Regions from separate parts of the Mus musculus genome. Here region 1 is linked to region 2. A link is a contact called in ENCODE Hi-C or POLR2A ChIA-PET data. All regions are on one chromosome and are shown on one strand. Each heading gives the region's core, a stretch centred on a gene start or an enhancer-like site at or near the end of the contact. The rest is flanking DNA. Distances are from core to core; before and after follow the strand shown. Region 1 holds the start of Aars (alanyl-tRNA synthetase). Region 2 holds the start of Il34 (interleukin 34).

The links. A loop is a pair of places that touch in the nucleus more often than their neighbours do. ChIA-PET counts read pairs that join two places held with the same protein, here RNA polymerase II (POLR2A).
Region 1: POLR2A ChIA-PET joins it to region 2 with 18 read pairs in embryonic stem cell. The contact joins the promoter of Aars here to the promoter of Il34 in region 2. A Hi-C loop is called at or near these places in 4 of 37 maps with a recorded cell type or tissue (T-helper 17 cell, mouse embryonic stem cell and regulatory T cell). POLR2A ChIA-PET finds 5 or more read pairs at or near these places in 4 of 5 experiments (Patski and embryonic stem cell).

Annotation. Positions count from the first base shown.
Region 1 is chr8:111,030,069-111,035,517 of GRCm38, reverse strand. It overlaps Aars (alanyl-tRNA synthetase), which reads right to left and starts at 1,676. Exons shown (of 21, transcript NM_146217.4): 1 at 1,255-1,676. It also overlaps a transcript of Ddx19b not described here.
Region 2 is chr8:110,804,107-110,809,216 of GRCm38, reverse strand. It overlaps Il34 (interleukin 34), which reads left to right and starts at 3,293. Exons shown (of 7, transcript NM_001135100.2): 1 at 3,293-3,483. It overlaps Gm15895 (a long non-coding RNA gene), which reads right to left and starts at 4,021. Exons shown (of 2, transcript XR_003947455.1): 1 at 3,722-4,021; 2 at 1-2,299.

The sequences.
Region 1 (5,449 bases), core at 427-2,926, 230 kb before region 2:
GAGGACTGTGTGCTAAGAGCCAGTGGAGAACCAGTGCCCCCATAGGGTGGCCACTACATACAGACTACACCAGAGTTGTATACTGGGATCTAACATGTCCATTACCCTATGAAGACTGAAGGCTGTTGAAAGCTGTGTCCCCACTCTGACCATCCCAGAGCTCGGGAGGCTGAGGAAGGAAAATGGAGGGTTGGAGGTTTCCAGGTCAGAGACCCAGCCCCCAATAAATAAATAAATAAATGAATAAATAAATAAAGTTTCCAACATTAAAACTTGTTCTTTCCTCAATATACATAACACGTCTGTAGCAGAGGCAGGTCCGAAAACAGTACATCCCAGCAGGGGCTTAAAAGGCCTTCAGAACTTTTATTTATTTGTTTGTATTTGCAAGCTTGGGGCCAGACCCAGGGCCTTGAATTACAAGGTGACTTCAGCCACAGGACCTTGTAACATATTTCCATTTACAAGCTAGCCGTTCTGCCTGGCCTCTCCTTTCCCTTCTTCCTAATGAGGTCGTTTTGATCAATCACAAAGAAACATACTTAAGCAAACCTTTCCTTTCTTCACCAGGTCTCTCCTCTTTATACTGTCTCCTAGCCTCAAATGATTTATTTGGTGTGACTATTTAATGCTCACCTCCCAATCACAGTCTATGTTACATCTCAGTAGGAATCCTGGCTGGCTTCACTTCACCGTTACAGTGTATTTTCAGTATCTAGTAAAGTGGTCGTCACCCATGCTCATGATTAATTATACTAATCTGTAAATAGCATGCTCTGCACTAACATACTCCAAAGCACACCAGGAAACTTAGACTGTTTGAAAAAATTGCTGAATATATTTGTTCGGGTGAACCTGAAGGTATCAACTATTCTGTTTTTAAGAATCGAATCGGGCCGAGGGTCGTAGCACACGCCTTTGGTCCCACCACTCTTGAAGATCTCTGTGAGTCGAGACCAGCCTGGTCTACATAGTGAAACCCTGTCTCAAAACAGCAACAGAAAGAAGCGAGTCTGGAGTGCTGGCTCACGCCTGTAATTCCAGCACTTGAAATGCTGAGGCAGGAGAACTGCCGCGAGTTCAAGGCCAGCCCGGGTTACAGAGTTGAGTTCAGGCCAGTCTGGGGTAAGGTGTGAGAACCTAATAAAGAATGAATGAAGATGCCTCTTAGAGAGACTCCATTTATCTTAGTCACCCTGCTCTTCAGGCCTGGTTCCCTAACCCCCTAAGAGATTAAAATTAGAGGAGACAAACCCTTAGCTCTGGGTGGCGACTGAAGAGCAACCGCGATCTTCCCAAGGTCTTGGTCCTCTGCAAGTCCACCAGAAACCACACCACTCTCAGTGCTCCGAGGGAATAGCAAAAGCTACTCTCGAGATCCGGCTCCTGCGGAGACCGGGTCCTGACCCAGGCCAGGGGCGGGACCGCCCGGCAGCCCGCTGCAGCTGCCCCTCCCCCTCCAAGCGCCGGCTCTTCTCGTAGAGCTCTCGGGGCTCACTTGCTTTTTTTCCCGAGGGTCCGGGTCCCCAGGTCCTTCCTTGCCCGGAGCCCACCGCCACTCGCCGGCAGTTACCTGCTCCCTCAGATGCGCACAAGAAGCTATACTCACCCGCCACAACCGGTGCCAGAGCCGTACCTCACCATCCAATCAGAGCGCTCTGATGAAAAGTGACCCGCTACGCCTTGTCATCCTCTGATATGATTGGTCCACTGGCATGCCAATCATTCGGAGCGCGAATGAGCTAACAAGCCGGTTTCTGGGAAGGCTCCTGGGCTCGGCTGATGCAATGCTCAAGAAAGCTAGGACATGGAGTGTCACGTGACAGGGTTGACTATTGGCTTCAGGAGGCAGACATTTTGGGTTCTATTGGCAAAGCCCTAATAGTTGACAGTTAACAAGAGGAATGAAAACATGAATTTGGTGGCGATCACAGATTTTGGCATAGAACTGTTTAACTGCAAAGTGATACACGTACCTCAAAGGTTCGTTTTTCGGCCTTTTGAAACGGAGCAAGGTGGTCTTGAAATCAGGGGATTTGCCAGTCTTGCAGGTGTGCACCAATCAAATGTTCTTATTGTTATCGCGTATAGATCGGCATGCCTTCTTTAACGGTACCCTGGACTGAAATAAGTGCTTCAACCACGCCGAAGCGCTTTGGCACTGACTGATACGTCCGGTTCTCTCTTTGAGACAGGGTCTGGATAAATTGTCCAGGTTGGCCTTGAATTTTTCACTCTTGTCTTAGCCTCCGGAGTAGGAGGCAGTACAGTCCTGTGACATTAGGCATAGCTTTATATTTGTCCTTCAGGTCCCAATAAGAAGAAATTCGGGTCTTGATTTTGAAGAGGAAGAAATGACGTAACCCAAGTTAAAGGACATCTGTCCCTCTGTTTGCTTTAGAAAACAAGTCAACATTCTTAGGAAACGCCTACAACGGTGACGCACATCCATAGTCCCAGCACTTGAGAGCCAAGAGGATCAGAGCTTAAGGCTACCCTTGGGCCTTGGGCACAGTCTCAAAATAACACACACAAAACCTAAAATCTATAGGTAAGGCATCACACTAAAAAGTTCACACACCGTTTAATTTTTAAACTGTATTATCAGGTCTGCTAGTACCACTTTTTCACAGATGAGGAAACCCCAAATTACACGAAAACTTTTTCATGATGTACAGCTTTACAGAACAAAGAGAGTCATAAGTCAAGGTAATTTTAAAATATAGTGATGGTTATATCTGAAAGGCGACTATAGCAAGATGGAAAGCTTTTCTATAGACCCAAGATGTTATCTGATGGCATCTTTAGCTTTTTGGATGGTGGAAGCCAGTGGTCTGGTAAGTTAATAGATTCCAAATGGTTTCTATCTGTTAGTACAAGACTTTATTAGTTCAAACACAGAAATGGACAAAGAATGGTTGTTTTCAGAAGGCCAGAACTAGTCCAAGACAAATTCAATTAGCCTGTGAGCTTACGACATTCCTGTCTTCACAGTACTGACCTCAGATCTAATCAGTCAATTAGTATCCACAGACATAGTATAGTCTCTTTCCAGTTTTTGTTCACAGCTATATACCAAGACCTTGTCTTTTTATTTTTATTTTTTCCTCTGTTTTTACATAGTCCCTGGCTATCAAATAACTCAACAAATAAACCAGGATGGCCTTGAACTCACAAAGATTTGCCTGCCTCTGCCTCCCAAGTGCTAGGTTAAAGGCCCTTGCAACAGGATCAGCTTTTCTTTTTTCTTTTCTTTTCTTTTCTTTTTCTGTCTGTCTGTCTGTCTGTTTGTTTTTCGAGACAGGGTTTTTCTTGTATAGCCCTGGCTGTCCTGGAGCTCACTCTGTAGACCAGGCTGGCCTCGAATTCAGAAATCCGCCTGCCTCTCCCTCCCGAGTGCTGGGATTAAAGGCGTGCGTCACCACGCCCAGTTTGCCCAGGGTGTCATAAAGAGATGAGCAGAGGGCTAGAGAGATGGCTCAGTGGTTAAGAGCACTGGATGTGTGCCACCACCGCCCGGCAGGATCAGTATTTCTTAAAATGTAGACACTACTCCTGTGAAGGAATTTCTATTCATAGGTCAATTCAACAACAAATGACAACTTGAAACTTCAAGTGACCTGGAGAAGGCATCTATGGGTCTTTGGAGAGAACATGCTCAGTGCGCATGCGTAAGCAAGAGCCGTTCAGTGCCCCTCTTATGATTGGCTGGGAGGAGCCAACTTCAAAGGCTCAGCCAATGGAGCTTCGGCTTGGTTTGGATTGTGAGTGGCCGTTGGGGAAGCCTAACCGCCATGTTGCGCCGCGATGGCCGGAGCTGCTGGCCGGGTCGAGGTCGAGCCCGAGCCCGAGCCCAAGCCCAAGCTCGGAATCCACTTTCCCTGCCCCTGACTGGTGTGAGTATCTGTGCGGGTAGCTTTCCTTCCGTACCTTTAGGCGCTTTTCTCGCTGCTAGAAAGAAGGCAGGGGAATAAATGAACGAGTAAAAGCTAAGGAGACAGCGGGGCAGTGGTGGCGCAACGCCTTTAATCCCAGCACTTGGGAGGCAGAGGCAGGTGGATTTCTGAGTTCAAGGCCAGCCAGGTCTACAGAGTGAGTTCCAGGACTGCACAGAGAAACCCTGTCTCAAAAACCCAAAAAAAAAAAAAAAAAAAAAAAAAAGCTAAGGAGACTTAACCACCAGCAGGCACGGAGCCCCAGGCCTTTAATATGTCCCAGAACCCAAATGACTGCCTACCATGAGTTAGCAAACAGGCTGACCTCGGCAACACGGAAATAAGTACAGGAGACTGAACTAAAGTGCCTAATTGGTCTTTCCTCACACACCACTTTGGACATCACGTTCTTTCTCCTTAGAAGTCCTCAACGATGTTGGGGGTTGAGTCTTGAGAGTCTAGAGTTTTTTGTTTGCTTGTTTGTTTGTTTGTTTGTTTGTTTGTTTTTGAAACAGGGTTCTCAGTAACAGTGCTGCCTGGCCTGGAACTTGCTCAGCAAACCAGGCTGGCCTCGAACTCAGAGATCCACCTGCCTCTGTTTCCTGAGTGCTGGGATTAAAGGCGTGTGCCACCACCGCCCAGCTTTTTTTTTTTTTTTTTTTTTTAAATAGAAATAACACACTAAACTTAGTTCAGGATAGCAGTTCCTCCTGTGATGGTTACAGAGGCTGCTTTTGGTATTCTTTGTTGGTGCTCTGAACAATCTCACTAGCCCTAGGCTAGCCTTCAACTCAGTATATAGCCAACAATAATCTTGAACTGGATCTTTCTGCTTTTACCTTCCAAATGCAAGTATTACAGGGAGAACTGCCTGCCTTGACTTGGAGAGGGCTTCAGCTGAAATTCCTTGTTTATGTTTGAGTTACTAGACATTCAGGGTCTGGATTAGTCTGCTAGGCAAGAGCACCACTTTCAATTCCACGTTTTATTTCTTTATTCCCGTGGTAGAAGCCTAGGTTGTGTGTGTGAATGTGAATGTGTATGGGTGGGGGGACGGGACTGACTGACTTTTAAATTACTTTTTGGCAATTTCATAAAGGGTCTTAGCAATCTGGTCACACACTCTTTAATCCCCCTCCCATCCCCTAGAAACTGAGGTATTTGTTAAATGTTATTTCCTTTGTTGTTTATCTGAAGTAAGATTTGTTGTTCTTTTTCTGGGGCGAGGCCGTTGAGACAGGGTCTCACTGTTTATTATAGTCTTGCGTGGTTTGGAACTGTCAACCAAGCTGGCCTCAGACTCATAGCGATCCACCACCCTCTGCTTCCTGGGTGCTGGGCTCATTTATAATGGCTCACTTTACCACACTGAGGTGTGCTTTGTTTTGGTTTTGGTTTCCTTTTGATGGTATGTTGCAGGGAATAATAAATAAAGGCATCTGCCCATGCTATCCTCAGCTACTCTCAGGCCCTGGGGACCCTGCTGCATCCCATTCCCAGCCATACACCCCGCT
Region 2 (5,110 bases), core at 2,044-4,543:
GAAGAGGAGCTACTGCCCAAGGACCTATAAATGATGTTAGCAGGAGTCACCACTCCTGACACTTGGCCCAACCCTTGGGTACAAACACAGGCAGACCTTTCTTTGCATTCCAGGTCAGCTAGGGATCTATGCAGTGAGACCCTGTTTAAAATACACAAACTCACAAAACGTTTCTAACAAATAGGTGAGGCCGAATGACTTGTTTAAGGGGACACCGTGGCTCTTGGAGTGCATTGAGCAAGCAGGTAAATAGGGAACTGCCTTAGCCTTGTCAGAGAGGCTACTGGGGACTGAGAAAAGGAGGGTCAAGTCAGGACCCTGAGTCATTGGTTTACTCCTCCCTCTGTAAATCCCCTGCTACTTGGATCTAAGAAACTGCCGAGCGGCCTTCGCTTTCCCCTGACCTCACGGGGCAGAGGGTTTGCAGATGTTGCTTCCTTTGGAAGATCTCTTGCCAAGAATAGCATTCCTGTGGGGAGGGGGTTCTAGTTGGCCTGCTCCTGGAATGTTGCTGTTTTGGGTTTGTATAAAATGTATTGCTAGCAGGACATCTGCTGGAGCTGGGGGTGGAACTCCTGGTTCCCTGGCTCACAGGGAGAGAGAGAGGGCTGATAGCCAGGATGTTGGCTGCTCCCAGCCTTTCTTGAGAGCCGGAAATGCTGAGGTATCTTTTTCTTTCATCCACCCGGGCTTTCCGGATCTGTTAATTCCTTGCTTCTGTTTTCTATTCAAAGTAGAAATGCCGTGTTTGCATGAGTCACCCAGTCCCTCATCTACATATGAAATACTGTATATGTGTGTATATTTTAAGTTTATGCATGCTTAAGATTAATATCTTGAAAGCTTGTTCAAAAAATGCTGTGGGAGAGCAGATTGTTCAGTGTGGGGCACATGGTAGCAATTCAGTGAGCACTTAGACCTGTGGCTGTTGGTTTTTGTATTTGGGGTCCTGAGTTCTAGTGAACTGAAGACAGCACAAGCCAGCAGAGCTGTTTCTTGGGAAACTTGAAAAGCCAGCATTGGAAATGCTATCCCTAGGTTGGAGGGGAGGGTGTGGATAACCTGACATTCCCCCACTCGGGACCGTGAGCATAGTCTTGAAGCCTTGAACCTAGAAGAACTTAGGGCCATGTCTGATTTCCTCAGGTCAGAAAGCTTGGGAACTTGTGGGGTGGGGGGACCCAGGAAATCCCAAGTCTAAAAGCAGAGGCAGGGTTGACAGTCAATGTGTCACATTGGGAAATGAGAAGAAACATAGAAACGTGTCACCATGGCTCTTGACCCAGCTCAAACATAGAACTTGTCTAGGTATCAGAATAGACACCTGGTAACCCACCCAAGATCCTTTTGAGTATTTCTGAGTCTGGTGTAATCAGACCTAAACCTCACTAGCTGTGACTAGTGTTTGTTCAAAGCAAAACAGCAAGCATTAGTTGAGTTTGGAAGTTACAGCTTTAGAAAACAGACAGATGAACATCTGCCTTGAGGTGGCTGAAGGGCTGTCTTCACCATACCCTGCCGGAATCCAGAGGTGGCCAGCCTCTGTTTCTGGCCCTTTCCTGGCTCTCACATTTGCAACCCACAGAGCCACCCAGCAGGCACAGCCCCTTCTGAGAGACTAATTGTTGAGATTTCCCTTGTTGGGTTTTGTTTTTACATTTTACTTAGTGGGCATATATAGACATGTACATAGTCTCTTCCATGTGGGACTTTCAGATCAAACAGGTTTTCAGGCTTGGCAGCAAGTTCGTTTACTGGCTGCATCATCTCGCCAGCCCAAGAGTTGGTCTTTGATAAGGTTTAGGAAGAGTTTCATAGACTCCTTTTGAAAGGCCGGAGTAACGTGTGTGAATGGGACAAGTGCTAATATTTACTACGGGCTTCAGGGACTGGTGCTGTCCGAGAGACACACTGGGGACTCTGGCCTTTAGGTAGGCCAGGCTGTAACTAGAGAAGGCAGCTTTGCTCGTGAAGCTTGGAGAAACATCTGCAAGAGGCCATGTGGCAAAGAAATCTGTGGAAAAGCAGTTGACAGTGGAGTCTGATGACTTACTTGAGTGTGGCTGTGGTAACAGGAGGGTTGGCTGTCCTGAGCTCTGCAAGACCTGATGCCATCTTCATCCTGAATCAGCAGCCTATAAATTGAGCACTTGGAGGAAAGAAAGGACAGCACACCAGGTCCAGAGGCTCTGAAGAGTGGCATCTTGTGGCTGTGTCCCCATCTCTACCTCTTCTGTCTGACAGGATAGCCTTGACAGAGCTTTTGTGGAGGGCCTTTGTGGTGTGGTCCCAGTAGCCACTGCAAGGGGGGATGGAGAGTTAGCTGGGTGCATACCAGTGTGGGCACATTGTCTTCCTGCAAGTTCAGGGAATCCAGTTCTCTCAATCTAATTAAGAACGCCTTTCTTGAACAACACCATTCATTAGCATTTAGAATAGGGCAAGCCCTTGTGTCCAGATCAGCATTCCCAGACTAAGCTGTGTGGAGTCCCTTGAGTGGCCCTTTACTGAGAGAGGCTGTGTTTAAGTTGAGGAAAGCTAGTCTTCCTCCCTTGTTGATAACGATGCCTTCAAAACACCACCACTACCATTGCTATGTCTAGGTGGAAGAGCTGAAGGATCTTTCAGGGGATGGAAGTCACCACCTGTAACTACTCCAAAGACAGTCATAAAATTAGGGAAGAGTGGTGGCACAAGCCTATAATCATAGCACTATAAAGTCAATCTCTAGACTAATTTGAAGCTAGCCTGGGCTATACTGGGATACTAAAAGGTTGGCAAAGAAAGAGATGTTGTCCCAGCTGCACAGGGCCTTGTCACTATTACCAGGAAAGCAAAAGTGGCTATGTCTGCAGGTGTGGCTCAGAGTCTTCAGAGGTTCCCATGAGGGTTGTCTCAGGCTTTGGTGTTAGACCTCAGTAAGCAGCTGTGTGTGTTCTTGGGTAAACTACCTCCCTGCGCTCAGGTCTTGTCTGTAGACAGGTTAACAAGCCAAACAAACAAACCAAAAAAACAACAAAAAAAACCTCTCCTAGGTCCCATCAGCTGTACTCAATTTTGTAATGAAAGAGGTATTCCAGGTATTAAAGAGAGGACCTGGAATTTTCCCCTAAAAACCAGTTCAATCTACATAGAAACTAAAGATACCCCAGATTCTAGAGACACCCCATATTCACCCTCAGGGCTGTCCCCTTGCCTTGACTGACTGTGCTTGATGCTCCCTCCTACTCCACACTCCAAGACAGGCTGGGGCCATGTGGCCCCGCCCCACCCTGCCCTTGTTAGCTCCGGTTCTAGAAACAAATCTGAGCTGCTGTAGCGTGTGTCCCCCGCCCTCCGAGAAGACTGTAGGCTGAACACACAACAGCCTGTCCCACACAGCATTTACTGCCACAGCCCCCAAGGCACCTGCTCCAGGCCTTGAGCTGCTCAAAGCTTCCGGCGACGGCGACTGTAGAAGCCCACATCCTGGCAGGTGAGCAGGTAAGCAGAATGGATGGGTTTCTTTCACAAGGCTGCTCCCTCCCCGTCGCAGTCTCTGAGGGCCGATTTAACAGGCAGAGAGACTTGAGCCCCAGTCGATAAGGTGCTGGCTAAGAAGCTCTGAAATGGTATGAACTCTGCTGCGGGGTTTTTTTTTTTTTTTAATTTTTTTTCATCCAATGATTTCGCAGCCTTGCGGGAGAAAAATAGAGCTGTATAACTTATCAAATTGACTTACCTGTGCTTCCGTCCTGGTTCTGTCAGTTGGCAAATGCAATCTCTGAGTGCTTTTGGCTTCCTGGAACTGAACATTGCTTTAGCTCTTTATACCTTATTGTGCCATGTGCATGAATTATTACTTGTATAAACTTCCTTGTCAAAAATTAATTGAGGCTAGCTGGCATGGTGAGGCACTCTGGAATGCCAGCACATGGGAGGTGGAGGTGGGAGAATTAGTCACCCTTGGTTACTTAGCAAGTTCAAGGCCAGCCTCAAATTAAAAAAAAAAAAAAAAACTTTAAAAGAAAGGAAAACACAGGGCAGGGAGAGAAGTGTTTGCAGGGTGCTGAGGACCTGAGTTCTTTCTCTAGAACGTGTGTGAAGAAACACTGGGCATGGTGGCATGTTTGTAATCCCTGTGCTGGGGAGGTGGGGACAGGTGGATTCTTGGGGCTTGCAGGCTGGGCAGTCAAGCCTGCTTGGCTAGTTCCAGGCCAATGAGAGACCCTGTCTCAAAGAAAGGTGGGCAGTGACTAAAGGAATGGCACATAAAGTGATTCTCTGCCCTCTGCATTGCAACACACACACACACACACACACACACACACACACACACATACACACGGAGAGGGGGGAGGGAGAGAGAGAGAGATTGCATAGGTGAGCCAGTGTTTTAGAAATTATAATGAAGTGCTTCTACTTTTACACTTTGCTTTTTGTTTGTTTGTTTTGGGTTTTTTTTTGTTGTTGTTGTTGGGTTTTTTTGTTTTTGTTTTGGGTTTTTTTTTTTTTGAGACAGGGTTTCTCTGTGTCGCCCTGGCTGTCCTGGAACTCACTCTGTAGACCAGGCTAGCCTCGAACTCAGAAATCTGCCTGCCTCTGCCTCCCGAGTGCTGAGATTAAAGGTGTGCACCACTGCCCGGGTTTTTGTTTTTGTTTTTTTTTAATTAAACAGGGTCTTACTGTATAGCCCTGGCTGCCCTGGAACTTGCTATGTCGACCAGGCTAGCTTCAAACTCTGCCTGCATCTGCCTCTACACCTGGCAATAACCATTATTTTAACAATCTACGTGGCGTTGGCCACATTCACAAACTCATCTCAGAATGTCTTTGGTCCCAGTGAAGTTCAGTTGTTCTTAGAATGTTTTTGCAACCAGCAACTTGGCCTCCGTGGAGGACTGTGAAAATAAATTCCATCTCAATGAACATATTCAAACCGCCACGCCACCTCAGCCGCCTTCCACAGCATAGACCTAGGAGGTCTCAGGAGGAGCAGAGAGAGACCTCAGGAAGCCTGTAGGTGCCTCTCCTGGTCCCCACTGCACAGCTGCTGTGGTGGATTGCAGGGGAAACATGTGGTGCAGCATAGTGAGCCTCAGCTAAGCTGATGGATCCCGTGCGCTTTGCA